Regions from separate parts of the Mus musculus genome. Here regions 2, 3, 4, 5, 6 and 7 are each linked to region 1. The links are chromatin loops, found by intact Hi-C in ENCODE. Cell type or tissue: left cerebral cortex. All regions are shown on one strand.

Region 1 (4,000 bases):
ACACTGCATATAGCAGTTAAGGCTGTAGACATCCGAGGGTCTGATACAGCGCTCTTTGTAGCCATGCATATTTATTGACATTCAAAGAGGTTGTGCTGCATACCAGACAACAGCTATTGAGAACACAGGCAATCTTAAAATGATTAAGGCCCTGGAGTTTACTAAAGACATGGAATGCAAGGAATCAAGAGAAAGCCATAGAATATTAAAAATATTAATAATGTCAGTTCTAATAATTCAATATGAGATTTATTGTAGCCCAATCCTGTTCCAAATGGCATACCCTGTCTCTTTTTTTCCTCGAGAGTGAACAAAGATCACGGAACAGATTGTAACCTGGGTAAATTGCATGTCTGTTTACAATTGTATTTCACATATTTTATATATCATTTGCAAACGATTCCCCAAAGAAATATGCATCAAACTTTTGTGGAAAAAAATTGAAGATTTGATGACAATCTGCTTTTGCTTTCATTTGTTTCAGATGCTGCTGAGATCTTTGTATCTGAGTGCAGCGTCCCAGACTGGGGATCAGTGGGTCCTTTTGTTCCTTCTGCCTTTACATGGATAAACTACATTTCTTGTAATGATATCACCTCAATTAAGTAAAAGGGGTAGAAGAAACAGAAACCTCTTCGGGAAGACCACAGATCACATATGCAGCATCATCATAAACGTTTGATCAGATATGTGTGTGTGTCATCTGCGTCTAACCCCCACTTGGAAAACTCAAGTCCCTCTCCCGGATACTTGTCCTCCCAGGGGTACAGGATTCATGAGCTCCAAGTCTTGTCATCGCAAAGGTATCTTAGGTTATGATTTGAGGAGAACAGTTAAGTGTTGCAGCATATTTGGGGATACATTTTTTTGTAGTCTTCACTTTGGGAACGGGAAACTATTCCCTAGTAATTAATTGGTACAACTGATTCAGCTGTCAAGATGAAGTCTTATCTTGCAGTGGCTGTTTAAGCATTAGAACAACCAGTGGTGACTGCTGTAGAGTGTGACTCTCAGAAAACACGGGGAAAGGGCAGAGATTCAGAACTGCTTGCTAAATGGCTTCATACGGCTCAGGGTTACAGGATATTAATTGAAACTCCCTACTTTTAAGTCAGCTCAGAGATCAGACAAAAAAGCACTCTCTCATTAAGGAGAGACATTTCTGTCCCACTACAAATAAGGGCTCTTCTATCATACTCAGGCTAAATACTATTGTACACTTGATATTTAATTACTGTTTGTACTTGAATTTAAAGCATTAAAATACGTATTTTTTTTTAAAAATGCCTTTAAAATCATTATGAGAAAAATGTATCACTACTATCACGTTAAGTTGTGCACAGGCATCTAATAAATATATGGAATGACTAATCATTGTGATTAAGGACAATAAAGTCAGGGAATAAGGGTGAGCTTTGGCTTAGAAACTAAACACTCACATTTCATCGTAATGGTAAGGATCTCTGGAGAGGCCTGTTAAGGAGCAGGGCAAAGGGAGCAGTTACTCACTGAAAACGCTTTTGGCCACTCTTGACCTTTGAGTTTCCAACTTAAAGGACACATAAACAACACCATTCTCCAGCAAGTTGCCTCGATAACCTGCTGGAAATGGGACAGAATATCCTGCAGCCATTTGACATGCACAATTTAGCAATTATGTGGTTGGGGGGGGGGGGGGTGATGTTGTTAAGCCACTGGGGACTGCTGGTGTTTACAGCCTTTGGAGATTTATAGAAAAACCCAAAGTCTAACTGGGCACAATCCGCACCACAGTAGCACAGTGTGAGTGGACAGTCGACAGGAAAAGCAGTCTTGGACCATTTCACGTACTTACGTCAATCTAAACCCAACAGAAGGAAGCAAGGGAGAGCTCAAGGTCCTGAGATGCAGCTATCCATTCCTGTATTTAAATGATGGATGTCTAAATATCACAGGAAAAGTACTAAATTACAAATTTAAAAAATAACTTTCTCTCCAGGTGAAGAAATATTAATGCTTATTTTGCTTTCCAGCTAAAAGAAGTTGTCATTTTTCTCCTAGCTTTGAGACCATTACAATTTTTATTTATTTATTTTTTTATTTTCCAGGATGTGCAGAAGTTACTGGCAAGTTGAATAGAGCCATTGCTTTAAATATTTCAGTCTAATTCAGGATTCCTGATTTGTTTCCTCTGTGAATAATTTAAAACTCTTTTCTTTTGTTTAGTTTCCATGATAGGAAAAATATGGTATTTACATTTTGCCTTTAAAAAGACAAATAGATTAAAAGTAGGGATATTTTTCCTCATCATAAAGTAAGATCATGTTCAAACTTTTATATCTTTTACATGCAAGCACAGCCTAGCACTCTCAGCACTCCGTTCAATGGAAGCAGATTCCACAGTCCTTTGGCCTCATCAATCAGGGACAATTGCAGCAAGCATGACTGGGCCCCCTCACCCTAACCCCTTCCCTGCTGCTTGGGCACTGCCTGCCAAATGTTGCAGGAAGTGACTGGAATATGCACAGCACTCCAGCCACACCCTCAGGGTGCTTGGGGGTCACTGCCATCCCCACCGAGAACCCAGAGCAGCTGTTCTCTAAGCCAGGAGTCTGAAGCTCAGTCAGTTTACAGAGATCCTTTCTCCTAGGGATCTTAGCTCCTGCCAGCTCAACACATGCCATGAAACCAGCACCCCACACCCACCTCTCCTCCCAGTGTCTCGTCCAGGACGTTGAAGTTGAAATGCAAAGCCTAGATTTCAGCTTTGTTTTATTAAAGCAAAGAAGCCAAGCAAGTAAAAAAAAAAAGAATTTTCTGGATTAGATAACGAGTTAATTATCTCAGGAAGGGCACACAGACATGAAAGGAAGGGGCCATAGTGACAGAAGTAGGAGACGAGGAAAGATTGGTTGGCACAGAAATTGGCTCTTGGTGCTCCAAGGACCTCGGAGTAGACTCCCGCTTCCGATGGAGCCTTCATGCAAGTGTGATTTTCAGCATATGGAATGCAGAAGGATAGGACTCCCCAAACTAAGTCACACAAAATTGATATTCACCCGTCGGGACTTAGGAACTTTTGGGGACCTACCTGGCAAAGAAATGCATGTGAACATGTTCCACAATGCAGCAGTGCCGTGTTGGCTCTTGGGTTCTGCCTACTGTGCTTGTCTTGAGCAGATGTACTTTGTACCTTGCAGTCCCTGCACAGAAATATTGGCGGAAACTCTCCTGCTTTAAAGGGACTAAGCCTGAGGATTTTCCATGTGCTGAGCAGCTGAACAAGAGTGTGCACGTTGTGCACGATTACCGAGTTCCTGCATCGCAGGAAGCAACACCAGTGATGCCTTTGGTGGTATTTCATAAAGAAAATTGGGAGAGGAAAAACTGGTTTACTTCATGTTAATATTAAAGAAAACCATTGGGTTGTATTTATTATCTTGTTTTCTTAAATATGTCAGACAGTCAGACTGCTCTCCAAAGGATGACACATACAAAGGAGCTATCGCCTGGTATCTGCTGATCTCCACGGATCCTGGCAAGTACCAATCATGACTACTAGTCCTAATCTGGAAACTTCTTAGTTAGAATCCTGGGTTGGGATCTCTAAATTTTGTGTGAATGGTGACCCTGTCAGGACCTGCCATGCCTTCTGATGGGATAGAAGACAACTCCATGTATAGTGTCAGTGCCAACTGACAATGTAAGAGAAAGCAAATCGGGTGCTTCTCTTGACTCCTGACATCATCGGTCAGGCGGTCTCTATAGTTTCCTTATGTCTTTACTGAGGTTCCCAAGTACTGCTTGCTGCCTCTACAGGCCCCACCCACCCAAGGAACATTGTGCTTATTCTTTGCTTCCTTCCCCACCCCCCCCCCCATCTCTGGGAGCCTTTCTACATCTGAAGTGTTCCTTCGCTCCTGCACCCTCCCTCTGTCTTCCACTGACTAGAATGTAGGTTCTCTGAGGCAAAGGAATTGTTATTGTTGCTGTTGTTGCTGTTGTTGTTGTTGCTGCTGCT
Region 2 (4,000 bases), 74 kb after region 1:
TGTCTGTTTTAGTCTCTGCCATAGGTGGATCCTAAGCATGAATTTTGCTTTCAGTTTTTCTGTACTCGTAATTCCAAGTCTAGAGTCCTTTTAAGGTAATCTGTTTTCTGTTTGTATGGGAGGTTTAATGTGAATGAATTTTGAAACAAATGAAAGTTATGAGTCCAGTCATCTACCACAGAAAATACAGCACCAATGCCCACTTTCTAACCATCATTGGAATCCTGACATTGATTTTGGTATCTCATGTAGAACTTACATATCTCATATAATAATTTGTCTCTATATTACTTTATCTTTCCATTCAATGCTGAATATTCAAACTGTTCAATGTCATGAGCCATATTTTGTATTTTTACATTTAGTTCAACCTATGCCTCAGTAAAGGTATTAGATGACGTTTACAGTTTCCATTTGATTTTGCAAGGAGGTATAGGAGATAATGCTACATGTTTAAGGAGAAGAAATGAATTTTTTTTTTTCATTTCCAGATGCAGAACTAATATACTGACTAAACTTCTCACTGGTCTCCACTTACTCCAAAAGCTTAAATAAGAAACAAGAAGCAGAGTTGATATTTAGGTATCCAGTTCCTGTTTGACCCTTCCTCAGGTTTTTAAGGTCTTAAAGCCACTTTCTATAATAGAAATGATTTTATTCCTATTTGTAAATAAAATAAACACCATAGATCTTTCATGAATAACCCAGGGCCTCACAGAGTTATTATAGGGTCTCTGCAGTCTAGATAGAGGGCACAGAGTTCTGGCAGGGCCATGGGAAGATGGTTATGAAGATCAGGGGCTGAGGAGAACTTAGGAAGGTAAGGAAGAGGGAAGAGATGTGTATTTTATACCTGTGTATCTGAGTTGTCTTTCAAGCTTCCATTAGTCATGGAGCTTCACTTTTCAGAAATGGGAACACACACACGCAAACACACACACACACACACACACACACACACACACACACACACACACGGCGAGATATCAAGGGGAAAATTCTATAGATTACTCTTTTTCCTAACTCACGGGCGTTTTCATCACTTCCTTCTGCTCCCTACTTGATGAGCCTCTGCCCTTCTCACAAAGCCCAATGGAAAGAATTGAGCAAATGATTCTTATTGGTTATACAGAAATCCATTCCACTCTGTAGCTCCCAACACCACGAGCTGTGGGTTGATTTTAGCAGGGACACAGTTGGGTTACATGCTCCATGAGGTAGCCAAGGAAGATGCTTTCCATGAGACAAATAGTAAGAAGTGAGGATAGATGAAATTACCAGAGTCGGGCTCAAGAGGGAATTTAAATACAATTTTTTTTAAAGGTTTGAATATGTAACCCAGTAGTTTTGGACTAACCTTAACATTTTACATTTTAAACTTGCAAACTAGCAATAACTTTTCCACAATTGAGGGATGGAGAGAAGGAAATGAAGGAAGGAGGGAGTAAGAGAAAGAAGGACAGAAGGAGAAAAGAAGGGAAAGGAAAGAAAAAAACATTGAAATGACTATGGAGAGAGATGTGGAGAGAAGTAAGTCCCCCCCCCCCCCCAATTTGTTCCTTCTAACTACTGAGGGGAAAGCATGAATACTAATCATCCCCTCTGTCAAATAATTACAACATTCATCAGTCCCTCTGCTTGTAGTTTGTCTGGGACTCTAAGGTAGCCAAACTTCTTTCTAAAAGTCTGGCATGGAGGATCTTTATAAATCTCACTTGCCTGCTTGTCCTTCACCACATTTATTGCAATAAGCACACACTGAAAAGCGTGGTGGCTCATTGCTGATTTGCCCATTCAGTAATTCTTAGAGCTGTCATGGCCTTTGAGCCAGCTGTCCCCTCCCAGCTTGAGAATGGGGGCCTCTGGAGGAAGCAGGGAGGGAGACTGGCTTATTAGACAGAAATTGACAGTCATAGAATGAAGGGCATGAGGGACCCCTCAGAAACTCATGTGGACCATTGTGGAAGGATTAGCAAGGGAGAACACACTTCAGGAGGCCGGTGGTATACCTCCCCAAAGAATACAAATGGGCAGGGAGTGGGAGGTGGGCGGAGAGAAGCCTATCCTTTCAGTTATAGGTTTTATCAGGTCTAATTTGGCATTCGGCATCTTTCCTCAATTTTTTGTGTGTCCATCTCCTGGCAATTCTTTAATATTTATGCCATTCAGGGCATTCTGCACGCTCTGAGGAGCTGGCATGGGCAGTGTTCAATCTGCAGTCTTCTGTATGCATTCAGATTGCGAGCTGTTCCCTAATTGGTTTTCATCCGAGTAATCCCATGGAGAATAAGGTTACATACTGAAAAGGGCCGAGGTGAGCCTGGGTAAAAGGGGACTGCGAACTCCATTCCTGGCCTTATTAGAATGCTCTGAGCATGCGCCTTAGGGAGAAAAAAGATGTCCAGATTTCCGAGGTCCTCCTGAGTCAAGAAGAAAGAACACCCAATAATCCAGAAAGAAAAATAATTCAGGGTCAACTCCCACCCATATTTCTGTATGGTGCAATAGTTGGGAAAATACAGAAAGAATATTTGGTTGAACTAGTAGTACTCATGATCAAAGTCAATTGGAAATACAATTAAATTGAAAAAACTGACCACTTGCAGAAATCTAGATATTTGGACGAAAAACTTTTTTCATTAGCTTACAGAATTATTATCAGTGTTTAAAAATAAAGGCAGCTGAAATTCCTGTTTTATTATTTTTCTAATCATTGTTTGCTTGGGAATTTTGACTCACTGTTAGCACCTACTGAGCACGGCTATAGGGTACAGAGTTCAAATATTCTCTGTGCACAGAGTCCTGTTGCACTGTACGTTGTACTCAATCCTGTTCAAAGGTGATGACAATGAGATATGATTTTAAACCTCTGGAACATTTGATGTAAGTTCGCCTGCATGAAAAAAAATCCAATGATTCAGTATGCATAAATATTCTCTAACTGTCCATCCCTCCATCTTCACTCGCTATAAGCTGCTGTGTCCTCTGTTTTAACTTCCCTAGGTTACAGATATCAGAGTGCATGAGCAGACTGGATGTTCTGGAACTTTCTGCCACAAAATAAGAGAGCTTTGCTTGGTCATCTTGCTAGGCTTTTCAGTAATTAACAATACAGAGTCCCAAGTCAGTCTGGGAACGCAAGTCTGGAAGTAGACTCTCCAAAATAAACAAAAACAGCAAAATCTATCAATCAATCAATAAATAAATAAAAGAAAGAGAGAGAGGAAGGAAGGAAGGAAGGAAGGAAGGAAGGAAGGAAGGAAGGAAGGAAGGAAGGAAGGACAGGGATTTAACTATCCTCCCTCTTGGGAAATATGCCTTACTAAAAAAAAAATTCCAACTGCATAAAACAACACAAAAACCGATATAAATAATTACAGCAACAATATGCTTTGCCAGAAAAATTAAAAGCGCTGTATTTTTAGAATTAAGAGAGCATTAAAACAATAGTTTCAAAACTCAGCCTAAGAGCACAAAGTGAACACCCACACACCCACCCACACACACATACTCACACACACACACACTCACACACACACACTCACACACACACACTCACACACACACACTCACACACACACACTCTCTCTCACACACACACACACACACACTCACACACACACACACACACACACACACACAGCAGTAGCCAAGGACAAGACCTCGCCGTCTCACACTGAATGATTGCCTTCACCTGCTTTTATGTCCCGTCACTTATTTTATGAAGGCTTAACTAGAAGACCTCTCCCTATTCAAGAAGAAAGAATATTTTTCTACCAAGGATCTTACAAGCTCAAAGGCCATTTAACTTAGCTTAGCCATCTGGTTTATTTTGCATTAAAGGAACTTCTCATTTAATTTACCAGTCTATAATAGGTAACTTTTTCAATATGGAGCTAAAGGTCACTATTATATGTAAGGAAAATTAAGCCGACGTTCTCAGTTGCCTTACAGTTCTCTTAGTTCAACTATGCCAATAAATGAACATGTACAACAAGCC
Region 3 (4,000 bases), 830 kb before region 1:
AGAGATGGCTTAGAGGTTAAAAGCACTGACTGTTCTTCCAGATGTATTGAGTTCAATTCCCAGCAACCACATGGTGGCTCACAACCATCTGGAATGGGATCCAATGCCCTCTTCTGGTGTGTCTGAAGATAGCTACTATGTATTCATGTAAATAAAATAAGTCTTTTTTAAAAAACGATGCAGCAGTTATAGAACACACCAGGCAGCTTCCTCCTGTAGTTCTGAAGAGGATTGCTATAGTACACAGCAAATCTGTTTCTGAGTATAGACCCAAGAATTGAAAGCAGGAACTTGAGGTTTCTGCATACCTCTAAACATAGCATCACTATTTGCAGTACCCAAAAGTGGAAGATAAACCAGGAACTCATCAATAGATAGATATATAAGCAGGTTAAAAGAGAAGGAAACACTGGTACATGCTATAACATGGATGAAACTTGAAGATATCACATAAAGTCAAATGGATCAGAAAGAAAAAAATTAATGTTGTATGGTCCTACTAACATGAAGCTAAATTCATAGACCTTCCCAGAGGCTTGATGGAGGAGATATGGGAATTGCCACGTAACGGATATAGACTTTCACACTGGCAAGGTGAGGACTTCTGGAAATGGGTGTTGGTGAGGCTGCTCAGCAATGTCAGTGTGCCTCCTCCAACTGAACTACCACATGCACAGTCAACAGAGCAGAAGTGGTACATGTTGCTGTATGTCGCACACATCGTACCACCTTAATAACATTCACCACCTTTACACTTTCCACCGAGGAGGAGAACCGGATTTTCTAATGACCTTTGTACACTCTAGAAGGTGGGCAGAAAGCTTCAGTCCTGCCCAACTCTGCAGCTCAGACCCCAGCCCAGGACCAGCCACAGATTTGTGGCTGCCTGTAGGCATTTGTTCGTTTGTTTGTACTTGAGTTGTGGAGATAGGTAGGTCCCTGTGCTGTTAAACCTCAGGGGCCAGAGCAGCTATTAAAGCTGCAGGATGGTTTTGGACCTGGGAGTCACCTCTTCTCCCTTCTCTCCCTGATTGCTCATCTGCTCAAGTCTTTCTGCCACCCACCTACATGTTCTCCAGGATACTTTCCAGGCTATTCTGTCCTGATTAGGAGGGCCCCAGTTTGGACCTTCCAGGACACAGGACCCTTGACTTTCACATGGACTAGGAACCCTTGGGGGAGAGACTACTAGGGGCCCCTGCTGTATGGTATGTTCCCTCCAAGTTGAAACGTTTGTTTCAGGAGAGAAGGCAAGGCTCAAGACCATCAGGAGGTAAACAAAAGGTCATATGTAGGGAAACAAAAACCTGAAGGATTTGTGAGGTCTTCTTCTAACAATAAAGGTGGGGGGCGTAAGATGGGAAGTGTAAAGAGTTGGCAGGGCTGGTAGAGAGCGACTAGACAAACTTAGAAAGAGAAGTTCCCACTTGGAGATGACTGACAGCTACAGAGAAAGCTGCAATGGTTAGTTTTCAGATGTCTCATGTCAGGAGTGGGCTTCCTGTGGCATCACTGCTTTTTAGTCACCCCTGTGCCATCTAATTAACACCTAACCTATACTCCTATTAGTAACCCCATTATGTTTTTTTTTTTTTTCAAAAAAGAGACTCGTTGATTCACCAAATTAGACAGTGTGGCAATCATTACTTTGGTCTGTCCTGGGCTTCTGTCTTGCAGAGAGAGTACATAGGTACCTGTTGCATCTATCACATGCCTATCACATGACGCTACCTGAGCTACACCTCCTGGCTGGGGCAGTGTGGCTTGCCCAGGACATCCAAAGGCTATTCCTGACTAATACCACTTGTGAGACTCCACTAGACTGGCCCCTCCCAAGCCCCAGGGCAGCGCTTCAGTCCACACCTTTCTCCCTGGATAAAGGCTTCAGCTCTTCTAGACCCACTGCTAGGCTAAATCTCTAGATTGCACACTTTGAAGTGGTTGCTATTACCTTTATTCTTCTGCTTCCTTCTGTCTGCAAAAGCTTAGGCTCACGGGTTTTCATTTCAGAAAACCAGCGCACCTCATGCGAATTCATGAGACTTCCCATCTCAGGCCCAAAAGAAAACCATAAAGACTTTGAATGATACCAGAACCCTATTCAGGCAGGTGTGACACCAGGGAACCTGGCAAGCAGTCCTACCAGGAGTGGAAGAGAAGGTCCAAGAAGCAGCCTACAACTGCCCCAGGGCTCTGGAAAGGTGAGCCTGCGAGAGTGGTCAAGTCTGGAGTTCTAGGGGACGAGAGTTGTGAGAGTAAGAGAAGGGAAGTCAAGGCTTGAGAGTGTGGATAGAGTTGGGGAAAGGACTCTCCGGAGCCCAGCCTGGGCACCTCACAGGTCCTAACCTCCACCCACTTTCAACTTTTTGCTGTTCCCGTTAGATGGCGCTCAAGACTTTCTAACCATTTGTGAAAGTGCTCCTGGTCCGGAACAAAAAGAGCCTTATCGAGAGAGAGAGTGTGGAGTGGGCGTGAGCGGGGGGGGGGGGGGGGGGGCTGGGGGGGGGGATGTGGGGGTGAAAGCACACCAGGGCGCGGGCGTCGCCTGGCACCAGGAGGAGCGGTCACGGGTCAGCTGGCCCCGGGCGGGGGTGCATCCCAGGCAGGGCCTCCTCCGCAGCGGGCCCAGAACTTTCTCTGCTTCCTCTTCCTTTCCCATTCCGCTTTTCTCCTGGTCCCTGCTGAGCAGTTGGCAGATGGGTTTCGGCCTCCGGAAGGCCGAGGACTGCACATCTATGCAGGCCCTCCGTGCTCTGGAAGAAAGAGGCCTGGAATTGAGCAGTGGCGCTGGGGTTCAGACCAATTCTCCCCACGAGTACCCCCACAAGGGTTCTGAGTTCTCAAGCTCCAGCTCTGCACATCAGCCATGGGACAGGTGCAGGTTTTGTTTTAGGCTCTCAAAGTGATGTTTCTAAGTTCCCCGAGTGCATGTTTCAAGCAATACAGAGCAAACTTTCTGGTCCCCGGGCGGATGACGCCTGAATGAAGTCAAACCACCGTCCTTTTAAAACTATAAAATGAAAGAAACTAATGAAAGGCCCTGGAAACCCTGAAGCATTAGATGTGACCACTTATTTTTAAATAATTATGCGACGAGTGATCGGGGCTTCCAAAGCTTTCCAAATATCTCTTCTTTCGCAGTCTCTAGGAAGTGTCTTGACTGTAGGCGAGCGGGTACTCTGATCTTTCCCTTCCCTTCCCTTCCCTGTTCGCCCAAGTGTTCAGGAGCTGTGTGCCCGGTTACCCCTAGGACCGGAGGGAGCAGACACCTTCCTTTGTGAGTCCCCCTGGCTGGGAACTTTCCCGCGCGGCGGGTTCCCCTTTAAGAAAGTAGCGATTGCTATGAATATTTAATGCGGAGCTGGAGCCCGTCGGGCCGAGGGGAGACCCGGCCCGCGCTCTGCGGCCGGGGCGTAGCTCTAGCTCATCCCCCACCAGTTCAGCCACGGTAGGATGAGGAGGATGAGGGTTTGCGGGAGGAAAAGCTTTGGAGAGATGGGGTGCGGGACTATGGAACCCGCTTGAGTCCAGTAGGCCAGCGCGGGTCATTTCCATAAGAAAGCCGCAACCCAGCTGGAGGCTGCGGTTCTTCATGGCCTCCCTGCCCCCACCATCATTGGCAGCGTGTCGCGGGCTTCTCTGCAGCCTAGATCTAGGCGACTGGTGTGGATTGGTGTTGATGAGATGTGGCTTCCAGCGTTGCCCGACTCAGACCTGTTTCCAGTCTGGATGGAGCGGACCGACTGTGTGGGGTGAGTCCAGGGTGCGGCGGAGCCAGTAAGAGTTGAGGAGAGCGCGGGGAAGCTAGTCCGTAGTGGGCACCTCGGATTAGGAAGTCCTGAGAAGTACTCTGAAGCGGGGTGTGAAGAGAGAGTACTGGGAGAAGGCCTAGGAAGCTAAGCCGTCCTTGCTGCCCCTCTCAAATCCCCGGAGCTTTCGCTTTCAGTGGGTGACCCTCTTCCAGCGAAGGGATGGAAAGTGAACTTGGTCGGGCATTTGA
Region 4 (4,000 bases), 68 kb after region 1:
AGAATGGAATTAGCTTCATCAATATTTGTGCAAATAATTTGACCTTCATTGTTTTTAACTTATCTGAATTTCTAGAAGAAAAAATTAAGGATGTTAGCATAGAAATCATTAACTAATTGGAGAACAATTAGGAACTGTTTCCTGGCATTTTATTTGTAGTTTTCATGCTAGCATGCGTCCCGTAAGAGCGAACACCTCTTGACACAGCTCTTTAAAACTATCTTAAAGATAAGGTTATAGTCGCTGCCATTTAATTCTGTGATACTATTGAATATGAAGGAAGAACATAAAACCAGTTTAAAAAGCTTAGGATGCACTGATTAAGACTTGAGTTTTGTTGGAAGAAAACTTTGTGTGACATCTTTATGTTGCCCTAGCTGACACTCAGTGTCTACCCTAGGCTGCCCCCACACTCATAGCAGTCTTTCTGCCTCAACCTCTTAGGTTAGGAATACAGCCCACTGTGCTCTCACATGTGGGCTGTATAAATCTCCTAAGAAAGACAATTTTGAGATTTCTTTTTTGTCTCTATCAAAGTTGAAAACAGAGCTTTTTCTTTCTTTCTTTCTTTTTTTTTCCCTCCTGTTTATTCCTGGAAGGTGACCTCCCTATTTCTACCTATGCATGAGTCTTCAAATGTGGAAGTAGCCTGTTACAAAGTAAAGCTTTAACTTCTCCAAAGAAAATCCACCTGAATCAGTATGGCTACAGATTACCCAAACCTCAATTTACCCCCCAAAATGGAAATCAACTCCGGGCAAGAATTTAGGAAGAAATTATAAAGGATAGGGCAGAATTTTTTGAATGCTAAGAAAAGAGTGTGGGACATGAAGGACAGCATAAGAATTTTGTAGTAATGGAAATAGTAGAAAACTTAGGTTCTACATTTTAAAATGTATAATAATGCATTGCCGTGTAGGAAGTGGTTTGAGCAATCTCATGATTATTTCTTAAAAATCTCCAGTGATCCTACAATGCAGGTGAAATAAGGACTCAAGGCTTAAGTGGAAGAAAATACTTAAAACCCCAGAGAGGTGGTTGATTTATCCCAGCTCAGCCACTTGCTTGTGGAATGAACTCTCAGATGCAGACAAGTAGTTTAATACATACAGAGACACACACAGACACAGTCACACACAGATACACAAACACACAGACACACACAAAGATACACACAAACACACACACATATACACACTAGCCAATATTTAATTTTAAATCATTTGAAATTGTTCACTTATAAACATTGTGGGCAAACTAATCTTTTATCTTTCTAAGGCAATGCCAGGGTTTTCCATGCCAGAACCAGGACCTTAATTCTTTTTTTTATTGGGGTGCTAATTACTAAATTGATCAGGGGTGTAAGAAATTTAATTTTCCTTCCTCTCTAATTTCAGTAGACTAGGCAGAATGTTTTGGGATGGCTGATGGAATGTTTAGATGGTAGGAAGGATGGTGGATCTGCAGACCTGCTTTTCATCACTGTAGACAATTACGGGCTTATATAGGAAGGGCATGTGTGATTTCGTTTCAGCCTCTCCCACTGATGACCACTGTGCAATCTGTTTGTTTGCCGTCATTTAGAGTCCATGGATAGCATGCATCCCTCGAGGCTTTGTTTCAGGACAACAACTGCAATTACAAGGGTCTTATGAATCTTACACAGGGCGGCACCACTCTGACTGGGTCATAGCTGAGCCCAGATGGCAGTTCTTTTTTCCTTCAGAAATTCATTCTTCCTTTCCCACTATAAGTAGAAGCAAGCTAAACTACAATTTAGTAGAGTTATAAAAAAAATAATGAACTCTGCCAAACTGTGACTTGCTTCTGAAAATGTAAAAAAAGCTTCCTCCACTTTCACCATCCAACATCATCCAGAGAATCCCTAGATCCTTGTTTGGCTTGCTATATTTTGAGTCTTAGAGGCTATTCCTGAAGGCATGGGATTCAACCACACATTCAAAACCACAAAACACACAAACAAATATGCATGCACATACATACGAACCAACGTGGAAACAAGTCGTATGAATTAGAGGTTTGCCACATGTGAGCAATTTCTTAATACATGTCAAGTCAGGCTTTGATCCCTTTCTTCTTTTTGGCTCATCTTGGAGCAACAACACTGTGTCCTCTATGTTAGCTAGGAACCTAGACATGCTTTTCATTCTTGGCGGTGAAGGGTAAGAGGGCTACATAGAATTAGAAACGTCCACCTTTCCTGTGATTGGAGGTCAAAATAAATGCCTTTGGTGTGAGTCAAGAGGGTGGCAACAAGGATGAACTGAGAGACAGATCTGGGCAGATAGTTAACTATACTTTTGTCTTGGGCACTTTCCCATCTCTTGTTCTGTACCTGAGGGGATGTTTTTGTGTTTAATTAACTATCTTATTTTTCACCCTCTGGCTTTGCTGTTGAGTTCTGTATGACAATTAAAACAACTATCCAAAGGTACCATACATACCCTAAAGTTACTAATACTGAGTGAAATGTTATGAGTCATAATAGTCATGGTGACAGACCCATCAGTCCTATAGCAGAGATGTTCTTCTTACTACTCCAGTGCATCCCTCTTTCTTTCCAGAGTCATAGCATTTAAGCTGCTTTGTGGAGAAGGAAATTAAATATGCTCTCCCCGTCCCACCCCCCAAAATGGCTTGTAAGCAGAAGTAGCGAATCATTCATACAGATCTGTGAAAGACTGATGATTTCTAGAAATAGTTACAGAGTAGGGTAGTGCCCTTGCCATCTGAAAAAAAATCTTTCTAGTTTCTGAATTTCAAATTAAAAATGAAACTAAGTTTAAAAGTACAGTAACTAGAGAAAAAGTGTTTGAAGAAAACTCACACCCCTCTATGAAAAAATCTGAACCACAATGAGTACTAGAACTCTCTTCTACTTGGGGAAGAGCATTTACTCTTGCTGAACCATATAGCAAGTATCAAAATAACAGCAAGAAACTGGGCACGTTGCTTCTGAAACCTGAAGGAAGCTAGTGATGCCATTTCCTTGCTGCTGTTATTCAACAGTCACCTAAAATTTTAGATAGTTCACTAAGACAGTCAAAGAAGACAAATACAGAGTAGAATAAATAAACAGCATTGTGTTTATTCATAAATGCTTTAGCTGTCTTCATGAAAAATCCCCAAGACTAGATTTAAAATTAAAAATGAGTGTCTAAAGAGATGTTTCAGCATTAAAGAGCACCTTTTGGTTCCTAGCACCCACAGTGTATCTCATGACTGCCTGAAAATCCAGTTTCAAAGAATTTATCTTTCTTCTGAATTTTCTGGGCACCAGAAATACACACAATACGCAACATATGTGGAGGCAAAACACTTATACATGTAAGAAAATCTTTCATTTTTTTCTTAATTTTGAAAAGTACTTTGAGAACTAATAAGAAGTGTTAGTAGGGCTGCCGCATAGAATATAATATTTTTATAATATAAAAATAACAATTGTTCCCCTGGACATCAGCACAGAAAAAGTTAAAAATTAAGAAATAAAAGCCTTCTCTAGCATGACACAAAACAAAGGACATGTAAACTTTTACATATAAATATAGCAAAATACGTACAAAAGTAAATATGACCATAGCTACCACAATCTGTTGGAAGAGATGAATCAAAAACCCTCAGAAAGTCAAAGTGCAAGTTCACCAGCCAATATTGATCAGAAGAGAGCAGGCTGCCTGAACCAATCCAACCATAGGCATCAACAAACTGATTGTAAAGTGTATGCTCAAAATTTAAAGCTTAGAACCAATAGAGTATTGAGACAGTAGGGTATTTGCAAATCTATAGATGTGATAGAGAGTTGGGGGCTTGGAAACAGACCTCACAAATGTAATCAGCTGATACTTGACCACATAGACTTCCACACACATAATCAACGAATCTTGACAAAGAAAAAAAAAGGAATTTTATGTTTTTACCAAATTTTGAAGTCACTGGACATCCAACTCATTTTTTAAATGAGGCAGATCAATGAAACAGA
Region 5 (4,000 bases), 210 kb after region 1:
TACACACTGCCAAAGGTACCCCATCTATGTGTCAATGCTTTTTGATATTTGCTTAGTATTTTTGTGATATAGTCTTACTTTATATGCAAGGCAAGCTTTAGATCATTTTTTCTAACTCTCCACTTTCACCCTCCTGAGAGAGGTGCACAGCATTATTCCTGGCCATTAAATAATTAAGTTTTGAAACATTTCCTATTAGCACATGTAAAATTAATGCTTGAATTAAACATCTCTACATCTTATCTGAGCTATTAGAGAAACCTGACAAAGTTAAGAGCTGTTGAGTAGGAAATTTTATCTTTTCTGATTCTCTCAGGGTTGACAAGCCCTGGTGATCTGAGGTGCTGTTATCTTAACCTAGAATAAAAGTCCCCAGAAAACCTGTAAACGTGAGCATACTGTGTGCATCTCTGACATACTGTGTGCATCTCTGAACCCGTGGAAACCCAAGAGCTGGTTTAGAATCAAAAGATCATTTTTAGGAAGATTCCATCTTCTGATAAAATACTTAACATTTGTCCAGCTTTTTCATCTCCCCTATAGAGAAATATGTGTTTGTTACACCAAAGAGGTGGGTAAATCCCTGCGAACTCCCTGTCATCGCTCCAGCAGTCTGTGAAGCAAAAGAACCAAGATCTCCCTGTAGCAAAATTTGAAGATGTAATTCTTTGGTGTCAGGACGCCTCTCAAAAAGGGAAAGGAGAGAAAGCACAGCCTGCCACCACGGTGTCCCCCTCCCGTTACTCAGGATTGCTCTAGCTTGGCCACACCACTGTCTTCGAATGGCTTGCCTGTGAAGGTGGCAAGTGCCTTAGCAATAGATAAGGCTTAATGGGGATGTCACAGCCCTGCCACTGCTGAGCTGCTCTGAAAGCATGGGAGATTTTTAACATAATAATTATAGCATAATCATTTAAACATAATAATTATAACATCTTTTGTGTAAGGTCTTTCTTCCATGGAGGCTTGCCAGCATTCATCACCATCAAAAGTATTTATTTAGCACCCGAATGTGTATAGTTCTGCTGAGTGCTAGCATTTTCTTCGCTAATTTTTATAACATCTTAAATGGGTAAAGAAAAGCTGGAGGAGGAGAATTAGGAAAGAAAAGGTTAAAGAAAAGCCTTGGCTATTTTAAACCTCCTTCTAACAACTTCTGAGGAGAGAGGTGTGGAGGGACCCCGGAACCACAGAAAACTCTTTCCTATGAGAGTTATGGAAACAAAAAGACTTACTACTTAGGAATCTAAGTTTTTCCTGGAAAAGCATTAAGTAATTAATTTTTAAGAAACTTAAATGTGTTTAACATTTCCTACTTACAAATATATGAAAGAATGAGCACTTGAACTAAACATCTCTATATTCAAACGAAACTTTTAGAAGAATCTGACAAAGCGGAAGCTCTCCTGCTTGATGTTATTAAATGTTGTCTAATTTCTTCAGGGTTGGCAACGCCGTGCCAACCCCAGAGATGCTTTGGGATCTAAATGAGTTTTGTGTGAAACACTTGAATATTTTCTGTGCATACTTACATGAAAAACACACGCAGCCAATTCAAGGCAAGTAGGTTGTGGGATTATATAGATCTAGAATTATTTCCACGATTATTTTCACACCACAGCTTACACATATGTTGAAAAGTCTATTGTAGGATATACAGTATTTTGAAAATCCCAGAAGGACTGGAAAATAAAGTGTAGATATTTTGCAAAATACTTAACCAAATGGTTCACACAAATATAGAAGCAAACTGCACGCTTGGAGATTCCCTTTTAGACCCTCTTCACTCAGCTTTAACATATGTGTCCTACTTTTTTAAAATACCGAAAATATTTGCAAGTATGTTTATTGAAATGTTTCTAAATTCTTTGCAGTAGTCACCCCATTTACATCCATACATAATTCCCACTCCTTTTTGTGTGCATGGCGAGTGTGGGGTGGAAAAACTCAGATAATTATATCTTTACGAGTTTGTAACATTTTAAATTTCCAAAGGAAAATTAGACCCATAATTTTTTTTCAGATGTGCAGCTGAGAAATACTTTTTTAAATCGCTAATTTCACTGCAGATTAACACATTCAGTTCTGCCAAAAATCTGCCTGCTCCCATCCTTCCTCAGCTGAGCCAGCCACTCTCTCCCCTGACACACTCCGCTCTGATGTCTTGTAAGAGGGAAAACAAAAACCAAAACCAAAACAATAAAAAACAAAACCTTTTATTCCAAGGAAGAGAAGAGATGGGAAGTTGATCGTTTTTTAAGCTTTCGAAATTTGCTTTTCTTAAATAGCAGAAGAAACAAATGAAAATTAATTAAAGAATCATTTAATTGAGTAATAAATGATAATGCATTTCTATTACATATGTTCCCAGCCCAACAAATTCACTGTGTAAAACGCGGGTTTTGTTCAGAGTGGTATTCTTTTTACTGCTAAATGCATCCCCCTCCATTTCAAATCAGGAAATATGATTTACAAAAAAATTACAATTAACATTTTAGATCTTCATTATTTGTAAAGTAACATGAAAACAGCAACCAAAAGAAACAAAATAGTACTATAATATAAAATAATCAACATTTAAAAAGTTACTTTTTCCATTGAAATGTAAAATGTGGAAACTAAGTATATTACACATTGTACCAGTGTCTGATATAAATTGTATGTTTATGGGAGTATACAGTCTATAGTATAGTTTTGATATTAGCATGGCTTCTATTATGTTACATACAAGTATACAAATTTTATACAACATATGTTTATATATATATATATATATATATATATATATATATATATATGCATGTATATAATGTATATATAAACACAGATAAATAGATTACATATATAAGCATTGTGTAGCGTCTGTGTGTGTTTGTATGTTTGTATGGTGTGGTGTGTGGGTGTGCATGTGTGTTTGTGGGGTGTGGTGTGTGTATGCGTTACTTGGGCTTTCTCCATGGCAGAGGTGGCTGTAGTTCCTGCATTGTGAAGGAGAATTATGGCAGGGCATTGAAGCAATTGTTTGTGATATGCATTTCTCCTTGAGTTTTAAATAATTCCTGAGTGACTCAAATGAATCTTGAAATTTTCTGTATGCTGTAGAATTCTTTTGAATGATGGGCATATTGTCCTTGATGATGTTGCTTTAGGAATCAGGCTTTTAGAAAAGCAGCATCATTGATGCATTTGTCAGTAAATTGTGGTTTTAATCATATTCTCAGAAAAATTACTATTGAATACCTCCAGAATTTGTATGGCATAGAACACATGATGTTTGACTTTATTAGCATATAAACTTTGAACCTGATAATCAAGGATCCTGCCCATATCCCTTGGGCATTTTAACTAAGTTACAAACTCCTGTCTGCAAAAGCAATACTGTAGAACTCCCTGCTGCTTGTAACCCTCATCTGGATCCAACATTGCAAAAGACCATTAAAGAACAAAACTTTAATTCCTTTCTTTTCTTTTCCTTTTTGCCTCTGGATTCAAAAGCAGAAACCTTGGTTGGATACATCTTAGAGTTACAATCAATTGAAAACCACCTTTTCCCCCTTTATAGTATATAAAAATGTTTTATATCAGAAGAAAGTGTCAAGTATTATGTTGAAGCAAAATTCAAAATTATATATCTAATATGCTTGGTAACAATGCATATGAAACATAATTGTTTGCTTCTTGTGGAAAAAGTGTCTGTGATCTGAAAACCTCATAAAGCAACCCTGATCCACTGTGGTTACTTCAGTGAGGAGAGAAATGTGTCCTTGCATAAGAGATATCCCATACTTAAAATATATATATAATTCTCAACCATTTAAATATTAGATTTTAAAGCTGTGGGCATAGCTCAGTGAATAGAAGGCTTGTGTGCCATACATAAGGCCCTGGGTCTCATCCCTAATACCACACGTACCAGGTATTTTCAAACCTGCTTGTAATCCAGGTGCCTGGATGTCAGAGGAGCAAATGACTTTGATCCGTCACTGGTTCCCTGTCTGAT
Region 6 (4,000 bases), 800 kb before region 1:
CAAAATCGGTCAAGTAAAATTTTGTTTGGAATAAACAGCATTAAAAGTACCCCAAATTAAAACATTGTATGATTTTATTGGTAGGGTCTTGGCAGCAATTCTCATCCAGGGTTAGAATGCATGATTAACCCCCCCCCCCAGGAGACTTGAGCTCCCACTCTTCAAGTGGAATGGGGCTTCCGTTCAACGGTGTGGGGGGTGTCCTCCTCTCCTCTCCGACCCTACCATTTATGTGATTTGTGGGACATTTGCCGAATTCGGCAGGAATCTGTTGGGCCTCAGGGCTACGTCTGTCTTTCTTCGAACGCATTCTAAGGGCATTTTATTTTATTTAGAGTGCAGTTTGCATAATAAAATTAAAAGGCTCCCATTACTTCCCCTTTTCTGCCAGCGACTGCCCAAAAAGGTCTTTTAGAATGTTATTTGAACATAGAGCGGTCCGCAGAATCCGGTTAACAGTACTTTTCCATGGAAAAGAAAAAAAGAAAAAAGGGAAAAAAGCTAAGCCTCAAAGCGAGAAGGGGCCCGAGGTAAAAGGAGTGAGGTGGAGGAAAAAGCTGGGCGAGATGGAGGAGACTGGAGCGGGCATGAGAGAACGGCAAGACTGCGGAGGATTCAGGATTAGGTAGATAAAAGCTGAGTCACCCAACAGGTCTTTGGGCACACAAGGAAGAAAACACACACACACACACACACACGCCCAGAAAAAACCTAGGTGCAAATTGTACCCATCTTTGGGGCCTGCTTCTCTCCTGGCCATAAGAGCGCTGCCTTGGAGCTTGGCACCGCCTGCCTGCCTTTGTCACCCGTTCTGAGCGCGGCCACGAGCTCCCGCGGCGGGCTTTGTTCCCGCGGAGCGGGGCAGGACCCCTAGCACCGCCGCGCGATCCCGACCGCCCCTGAGCTGGGGACCGTGGGGGTGGGGAACTCGCTACAGAAAGGGGGACCAGAGAAGCTCCGGTGGGCAGGGCGTTTGAGCCCGGGAATTAGTTTCTTTGCTCCTTTCCGTAATTGAGCTGTTCTCTTCTCGCGGAGGGGGTCTTGGTTGAACAGGAGGCAAGAGAGCTGCAAAGGGGGCGCCCGTTCTCGCCCGTAGCTGGGCAAAGAACTATCCGCGCTTATGTCCACCGATTTGTATGGTATGCATGCAAGGATGGATGGATGCATGGTGGGATTGATGGATGAGGAAAACCAATGAATTGGGTCATAGGATCTGGGCTCCTGGTTCGGGTGTTGACGACTGCAGGGCGTCTCAGGTTGGGGTGGTTAATTAACCCGTAAGACCTGCTCTCTAGGTGCTTTGGGGCCGCGGGTGGGCGCTGTGTATATACCCTTGAGGTCAAGGAGCTGTACAACCACAGCGCGCAGATCTCTGCTGTGGAGGCCTGTGGCGAGGGACAAAGAAGTAGATACTGGGAGCGAGCCGAAGAGAGGCGCGCACTGGAATCCACGCACTCATTCGCACACCCAGTCTCGGGCTCTACCCCATGAACTCCCTCCCCCCTCTCCCAGGTACCTAAGGCTCTGCTTCTGTAAAGTTCGTCACCACAGAGCCCTCTCTCTTTCCCTCCTTTCCACACTGCTTTTAGCTAGTTGGGTGTGAAAGAGTGTCACCCTCTTCCCAGCCATCCCCAAAGGTGTGGGCAGATTGCAAGAGTTGCGCCTGTTATTGTTTGTCAAACAGGCCCTTTCTCTTGGGAGATGGTCGAGGGGCGTGAGGCGGATCCTGGGCCAGGATTACATTAATCAAAGCATTATTTCCCCAGAGAAGTCGAACACAAATGAGAATAAATCCTAATAAAATTGGATCGCAGAAAAACGGAACACTTTGAGTAATCTGTGCTGCCTGATGAAATTCTCATATTTATAAGATGGGGTTTCTCTAAAATGTTTTCTGCACACCTCTGGCCTTGGCTTGGCTTGGGAATGCACCAGAAGTGGGGTTGGGGGGGGGGGATGCCACTTTCTCAAGCTCAGCTGAACTTCTGCAGCGAGTTGGGGACAGAGTTACTCGGGTTTGTGTATCACAAAATCTGGTCTCAGCTTTACTAAGACACTTTGCTCCGGATCTGCTCACTAGTACTTGCAGAAGTCCAGGGTCCAATTAAGCCTCGATTGATGTCCTTGTGAGGTCCCGAACTTGTTCTTTTGGGAATGTGGTTCCTTCCTTTTCATATGATCAAGATTGTAGGGTGGCCAAAACCTCGTGATTGGGGGCACGATGTCTACAGGGCATTTCCTCCTCCAGCCTAAAGCCCAGCCTGTTTCTAAGGGAGACTCAGGTCACTTAGCTTCATCAAAGAGCTTGTGTCCTGTTTGGTGACAGGCAGCGAAGCCATGGGTACAGCTTGTCCACGAGATTTCTAATACTTTCTGGCCATCCCTATGAAGCAAGGTTCATATTTCATCTTTCTGTGTCCCTCCAAGTGGTAGAAAACTTTTCTTGTCTTTCGAGGCTTTTTGAGAGAAAAGGAACAACCCCCCCCCCCCATTCCCAAACCCTTAGAGGAAATGTGAACCTGCAGAATCGCTTAGCCAGCAGACTATCTCTCCCTGCATCCTGCATCCAGGCATCTTCTAGCTACGGAGCATAGAAAACAAGCAAACAAACAAGTAAACAAAGCAAAAGGATTGCGCACTTGCGAGGTCTCTTAGATGGTGACCAATGTGACCATACCATCCCGACCCCTCCGGAAGGAGCTAGCCCTAGTGCTCTGGGGATGGCGGGCCAGTCCCGAGGGCGCCTCCGTGAGGGCGCCCTCTGCAGGCGGACTCGGAGAGGGCTCGCGCTTGTGTCCAGCGTGTTGGGTACCTCAACTGCCCGCGTGCCAGCCAGGTTCTCCCATTCGCTCACTCACAGCCCCAACCCAGGCTGTGCGACTAGGCACTTAGTGCCGCCCCCCCCCCCCAAGGCAAGTTCTCTGCAGCTGCGGGAAAGAGCAACCAAGAATGCACCCCCACCCCCAGATCCTTGCTGTCCCCTCCCGCCGCTGCACGCCCTCCACTGAAAACCCCCTTCAGCCACCTGCCCTTCGTGCTTCTTCGGTCGCGGCCCACGCGCTCCAGAGCCCGCCGTGCCTCTCTGCTCCCTTGCGGGGCTGCTCCATGAAGGACAGGGCTGTCGCCCCTTAAAGGCGGACGTCGCCCCAGAGCCTGGACAGAGACACTGCTGGGAGTAGTGTGCATGAGCACGTGTGTGCGTGTGCTAAGGCGTGTGCGTGTGAGTGAGGCGCGCGCGCGCAGGGCAGCGCGGGGCAGGGCAGGCCAGGGCAGGGCTTGGAAAGGCAGGACAGGAGGCGCAGCAGGATGCTCAATGCTAGTCGTTTTCCACCAGTGTGGGTACCTATAGTGCAGAGCTTTGAGTCCTCTGTCTGCCCCAGGCTTGTTTCCTATCCACTGTACATCTCCCTCTTTCGGTTAGGTCATCTCTGCAGATCCTCAGAGATCTCCCTTGTGGTCCCTCGTGGTCCGTGGTCCGGGGTTGTTATGGACAGCCGGCTCCACGTGAGCCAAAGTAAAGCCTAGAGGGACAATACTAGCTAACAGACAGCATCTTACAGCTTGGTCTTGCTTTAGCCTAGGGCCCATGCACTCAGAAGCCACGTTTTAGGGAGTTGAGGAGAGGTTTTCTCTCGCCTTGGTCTTAAGGACTGTGACTAAAAGGTTTTTGTTTTGTTTTGTTTTTGTTTTTTTATTTTGGAGGAATAGGGAGGAGGGCTGCAGCCCACAATCATGGTCTGTCTTGCAACGTTTCAACTTCCTGGCTCCTTTCCAGTAATGGGAAATTTTAGGAGGAAGTAAAGACACCTACCTCTTTTCAGTTCTGAAATAATGACTTCCTATTCTTCTAGTTTGTGATTTCCATAATTTCATACAAAACAGGGGCTGTCAATTATCGCTACATGAGAACAAAAGTGGACTAGTTGAAGGAAAGTTGGGACAAAATAAATTCCTCTCTTTTAAATCATTAACCAGGAACTTTTTTTTTCCCCTTTCCCTC
Region 7 (4,000 bases), 890 kb before region 1:
ACACTGTCACACAAAAGGAACGAAGGGCTGCTTTGGGAATCTCAGGAACATGAGTCGCACAACCCCTAAATGAGCCGGAAAACGTGCCTTTCCTCTGGCCCTAATATTAACTGTAACTATACCAGAAGCCAAAGCGAAGAGTTTGACATCTCGATTTCCTCACAAACAGTAATTGTTCTAAAGAAAGGGGCCAGGAGATGCTGTCTCTGTCTTCTGGGTTGCTGTAATCAGTCTGAGTTGAGGATGGTCTTTTCCCTATAATTGGGCAAGAAGCTAAGGAGTAAGTATTTGATAGAGGGCTATACTTGTCTGATTGACTTCAGGCACATCCAAACAGTCTACCAGGGTATCCCTCTAAGATATGTCTGCAAGAGCTGGAGAGCTGTATAAACGTTAAATCCTGGAAAAGTTATGCTAGCAGACTCTACCTCTCCTCAAGGGACACTATGTCAGATATCAACAATAAAATTATTAATGACGATCGCTTTTCACTTAAACCAAGTCACTTATACGGAATTGCACTTAGGTAGGTCTAAAAACAGGTTCAGAGTCTATCTCTCCTTGGAGGTGACTGGCGTGTCTTTTTCTCCATTCAAACTTAGAGAAAATGCCCAAGCTTAGAAGCAAACTTACTTCTCCAGGCTTATTGGAACTCAGAACACATCCCCTTGACAGACACAACAGGGATTAATGAGCCATGGCCAGAAGTTTGATTTTTCTGTCAAGTGCTCCCATCCGTTTTTAATAAACAGAAGAACAACAGCAACTTCACTGCCTGCTCCCCGTCGCATAAGTGGGGCTGCCTGCTCCTGGTAGCCTGAGTGGAGAGTGGCGTTCGGACGGTAAATGATGGACGAATGCGTTTATGAGCCCCTTCGGTCCGCTTCTCCTGTGGCTGGCTTTTCACCCAAGTTCCATTTCTCTGCCTCTATTCAATGTGGGCGGCCCAGAGCTTTGCCAAGGGAAATCGTCAAGTGCGATATCACATTTACAGCTAAACGGCTTCAATTTCGTGCCACTGGGGCACTATCTGTGGTGTAAAGCTGCCAAAATACCCACTGTTTTCCCGTTAAGCCACGCTGGGTGCTTTCACAGAAGCCCGCTTCCTGGGAGGACAAGAAGTTGAGCCAGAGTACAGCTACCCTGCAAACAGCAGATCATAGGAAGCAGGTAGGGCTGAAGAGCAACACCTAGCAACATGGCCCTCCTCCTCCAAGCTTGTGAGGCCTCATTTGATCTCAGTTAAACTGTTGCCAGTAGGTTTTACGCTGTTCACATTCACTGAAAAAAAAAATCTCATTGCTCACAAAAGTGATGTTTCTATTGTAGAAACAACAGAGTGGTATTTCTCTTTGCTCTTTATTTCTTCCTTCCTTCTTTCCTTCCTTCCTTCCTCTCATTCTTTTTCTCTTTTTATTTTTGGTCTTGCAAGACAAGCTGGGATTTTTTTCAGGGGAGACCTCTTTATTCCCTGAGAGCCTGGCTGAGAATCGCTGCCTTAAGCCATACTGACCACAGGATGTCCCCAGCGTTCCACGGAAATCCCATGGAAAGGGCATTTACCTGGTAATGCAAAAGTTGTTTCTTAAGGAAGAAAGGTCAGAGCATAGAGAGATGGTCACATCTTCCGTTTCATACCAAGCTGGCTTTGCAGAGGCTGCCTCAGCACCACTGTCGAACATCCCAGCATCTTGAGTTGAGGTTGTCCTTGAAGTAGAATGTGCCATCTACAAGCAAAGCCACTAAACCTAACAGCCCAGAGCTGATATTTAATCGCCCCTGAAGAGAAGTCACCCTGAGGCAGAGTTAATAACCAATACCAGACCTTTTTTTTCCTTCACTTTAATTTTCTTTAAAAGCTTCATGCTCAAGCAATGTGGTGACCAATATCTGATGAAATTATATGCTGTTCAAGATGTTCCTTGAGCTGACACCTTTATTAAATCCCCAAAGGAGCGTCTACAAGAACTTAACGGAGGAACATTGGAAAGGAGCATGAACATGAGTGTAAAGTTATTGTTGAGTTAAAATAAGATCTTTAAAACCTTAAACTAGATGTAGGATAATCAATCCATCCCTCTACCGCACAGTTTCAGGGGTGATATAATAACGCCACAAGAAGACTTCCAGGCTACCACAAACAAGACATTAAAGGGAAGATTCCAGAGGGAGGGGGCACATCTGTCAGCCCTTTTGGAGGCTGGGTATAGAACTCATAGAGCTTATGAAATATCCATGTTCTCCTATTTAAGAGGTAGATTACACCTTTCAGTGTGGGGTCTTCTCATCGAAAGACCAAGGTAGCTTGTCAGTTTCCTCCCTGGCTTGGACAAACCTCAATTTAAGCAGACCTCAACTAGTTTCTGTTATCAAAGCTTCCTGAGTTGAATGAACCCCCAAGTAGATTATGATAAAATTCCTTTGTGCTAACTTAGCCTAGAAGAGTCTGGTTCCACCAGGAGCCTGTTAGAGAACACGGAGGGTTGCCTTAGGGAAGATAAGCAAAGGGTCTAGGTGGTGTCTGCTTCCCTATTCATTCATTTATACACCCAGCTGTGCGAAGCTGAGTAACTGTCATTCCTAAATGCTAATGAAAAACCATGTTTTTCCTGACACAGAGGCATTCATGGTCTTCACTGCACCCACTCTGAGTCCCTAACTGCACCTGGGAAAGAGCCTTTAAGGAGGGTTTACACCTAGGTCAAGGTCACTGGTGTGGGGGTCACATCCACTATGACTGGTTTCCGTTAAGAAGAGGAGGTGGTGACATCACCATGCACAGAAAGGTGGGAATTTATAGCTAGGAAGTTGTGGGAGAAGGCATTGGACACAGGTAAGGCCTCAGGTGAGAGTAATCTTGAGAACACCCTGATCTTCTTCCAACCCCTCTCTGTATCCATGGCAATTCTAGAAAATTAATCTAGAGCAAGATGTCCAGTTTGGGCAAGCTAGCTGTGTAATTGTAATAACTAGCTGTGTAATAATACCTGTTGCAGGCTCTTGTGTTAAATGCAGTTCATGACTTAGTAATAATGGCTGCAGACAAAGTGAATGCAAGAATCCTACCCACCAAGAGCTTTACACATATACACTTGTTATATTGGAGGCAACCATTCTGGTTGAAATGTTCACTTTTATAAGATAAACTGGGGTAAAAACTCCACTCCTCCAGCCTGCTGCACCCATGCTCACTCCCAGAGCAAAGGATACTACCTTTAAAACCAACAGCAGGTAGGGGCTTAGAAAGGCAGGAGAGAGACAGAGTCCTTTCCTCCTTAATGTTCTGTTTTGTACAATAATTTTAGAGATGTGCATTGTGTTTTAACCATGTATGGGTGGATTTTAAACAGGGTGCACGTCTTCAAGCAAATAAACCAGCTACCCTGGAATGAAACTTGGTGCCCACTCTGTTAATTATAGGGTCACATCTTTTCTCTGTTTCAGGGCACTTGTGTGTCTCAAAATGTTTACCTTCCAAATTACCCAGTGTTTCCAATTCTCTATAGACTGCACCACGTGACCCACATGAGCAAGAACAGTCAGCCTTGCGAGAGAGGTCTGTGATGTGAGCACCAGCCTGGTTGGTGTCGGAGCCACAGTTTGCGGAGCTGCCCAGGGTACATGCACTGCTGGCTCATTTCGTTCATTGGCTCTTTCAGCGCTTTACTGTCTCCTGGGTGATTTGGAAGCTGTGTCTGAGAGTCTTCCTCCCACTAATTTACAATGGTCTTCTTAAAATGCCCCTATTGCTGCATCTGGCAGGTATACCTGGACAGAGCCAGGATGGAAGGCCTCCTTCCTACAGACTCTGATGCCTGAGATTTGGACCATGAGTGTGACTTGTCAGCCTTTGCTGTGTGTGCAGGACCCACCTGGAGCCAACATGGCTCAGTGCCCAGGGTCCTTACCACATGGCACATGGCTTCATAGAAATATCTGATATCTCTCTCTCTCTAAGATGATAGGTAATTATTCTAATCACAAAGGGATTTGTTACTCT

The links. Hi-C counts contacts between places; a loop is a spot of excess contacts. Peaks named below come from ENCODE experiments on the same cell type or tissue, not always from the same donor. Only the 100,000 strongest peaks of a DNase experiment are listed, where the experiment ranks them.
Region 2: a loop joins it to region 1, with 8 times the contacts of the local background. A loop is called at or near these places in 6 of 42 quality-filtered maps.
Region 3: it touches region 1 in a loop (5-fold over the local background); 5 of 42 quality-filtered maps call a loop at or near these places.
Region 4: a loop joins it to region 1, with 5 times the contacts of the local background. A loop is called at or near these places in 6 of 42 quality-filtered maps.
Region 5: a loop joins it to region 1, with 2.9 times the contacts of the local background. A loop is called at or near these places in 3 of 42 quality-filtered maps.
Region 6: a loop joins it to region 1, with 7 times the contacts of the local background. A loop is called at or near these places in 13 of 42 quality-filtered maps.
Region 7: it touches region 1 in a loop (3-fold over the local background); 3 of 42 quality-filtered maps call a loop at or near these places.

Annotation. Positions count from the first base shown.
Region 1 is chr1:41,886,908-41,890,907 of GRCm38, reverse strand. The region is part of intron 1 of Gm29260 (a long non-coding RNA gene); the gene reads right to left. Among named protein-coding and RNA genes, the nearest start is that of Gm29260, 150 kb to the right of the region's middle. In left cerebral cortex, no CTCF peak of the experiment used is centred here; DNase peaks (open chromatin) are centred at 854, 1,764, 2,601 and 3,050; H3K4me3 peaks cover 99 bases; H3K27ac peaks cover 1,599 bases.
Region 2 is chr1:41,812,442-41,816,441 of GRCm38, reverse strand. All of the region lies in intron 1 of Gm29260 (a long non-coding RNA gene), which reads right to left. Among named protein-coding and RNA genes, the nearest start is that of Gm29260, 71 kb to the right of the region's middle. In left cerebral cortex, no CTCF peak of the experiment used is centred here; DNase peaks (open chromatin) are centred at 1,968 and 2,246; H3K27ac peaks cover 165 bases.
Region 3 is chr1:42,713,107-42,717,106 of GRCm38, reverse strand. All of the region lies in intron 1 of Gm46091 (predicted gene, 46091), which reads right to left. It overlaps Pantr2 (POU domain, class 3, transcription factor 3 adjacent noncoding transcript 2), which reads left to right and starts at 3,653. Exons shown (of 4, transcript NR_110495.1): 1 at 3,653-3,752. In left cerebral cortex, a CTCF peak has its summit at 2,371; DNase peaks (open chromatin) are centred at 2,423, 2,614, 3,342 and 3,626; H3K4me3 peaks cover 1,478 bases; H3K27ac peaks cover 1,437 bases.
Region 4 is chr1:41,818,775-41,822,774 of GRCm38, reverse strand. All of the region lies in intron 1 of Gm29260 (a long non-coding RNA gene), which reads right to left. Among named protein-coding and RNA genes, the nearest start is that of Gm29260, 78 kb to the right of the region's middle. In left cerebral cortex, no CTCF peak of the experiment used is centred here; DNase peaks (open chromatin) are centred at 1,763 and 2,159.
Region 5 is chr1:41,672,392-41,676,391 of GRCm38, reverse strand. No RefSeq gene overlaps it. Among named protein-coding and RNA genes, the nearest start is that of Gm29260, 69 kb to the left of the region's middle. In left cerebral cortex, no CTCF peak of the experiment used is centred here; DNase peaks (open chromatin) are centred at 1,531 and 1,972; H3K4me3 peaks cover 362 bases.
Region 6 is chr1:42,683,736-42,687,735 of GRCm38, reverse strand. The region is part of intron 1 of Pantr1 (POU domain, class 3, transcription factor 3 adjacent noncoding transcript 1); the gene reads left to right. It overlaps Gm46091 (predicted gene, 46091), which reads right to left and starts at 3,198. Exons shown (of 3, transcript NR_168293.1): 1 at 3,026-3,198. In left cerebral cortex, a CTCF peak has its summit at 2,763 (motif pointing left); DNase peaks (open chromatin) are centred at 1,426, 2,135, 2,778, 3,195 and 3 more places; H3K4me3 peaks cover 3,592 bases; H3K27ac peaks cover 3,966 bases.
Region 7 is chr1:42,777,498-42,781,497 of GRCm38, reverse strand. No RefSeq gene overlaps it. Among named protein-coding and RNA genes, the nearest start is that of Dalir, 29 kb to the right of the region's middle. In left cerebral cortex, a CTCF peak has its summit at 1,517; DNase peaks (open chromatin) are centred at 990 and 1,546.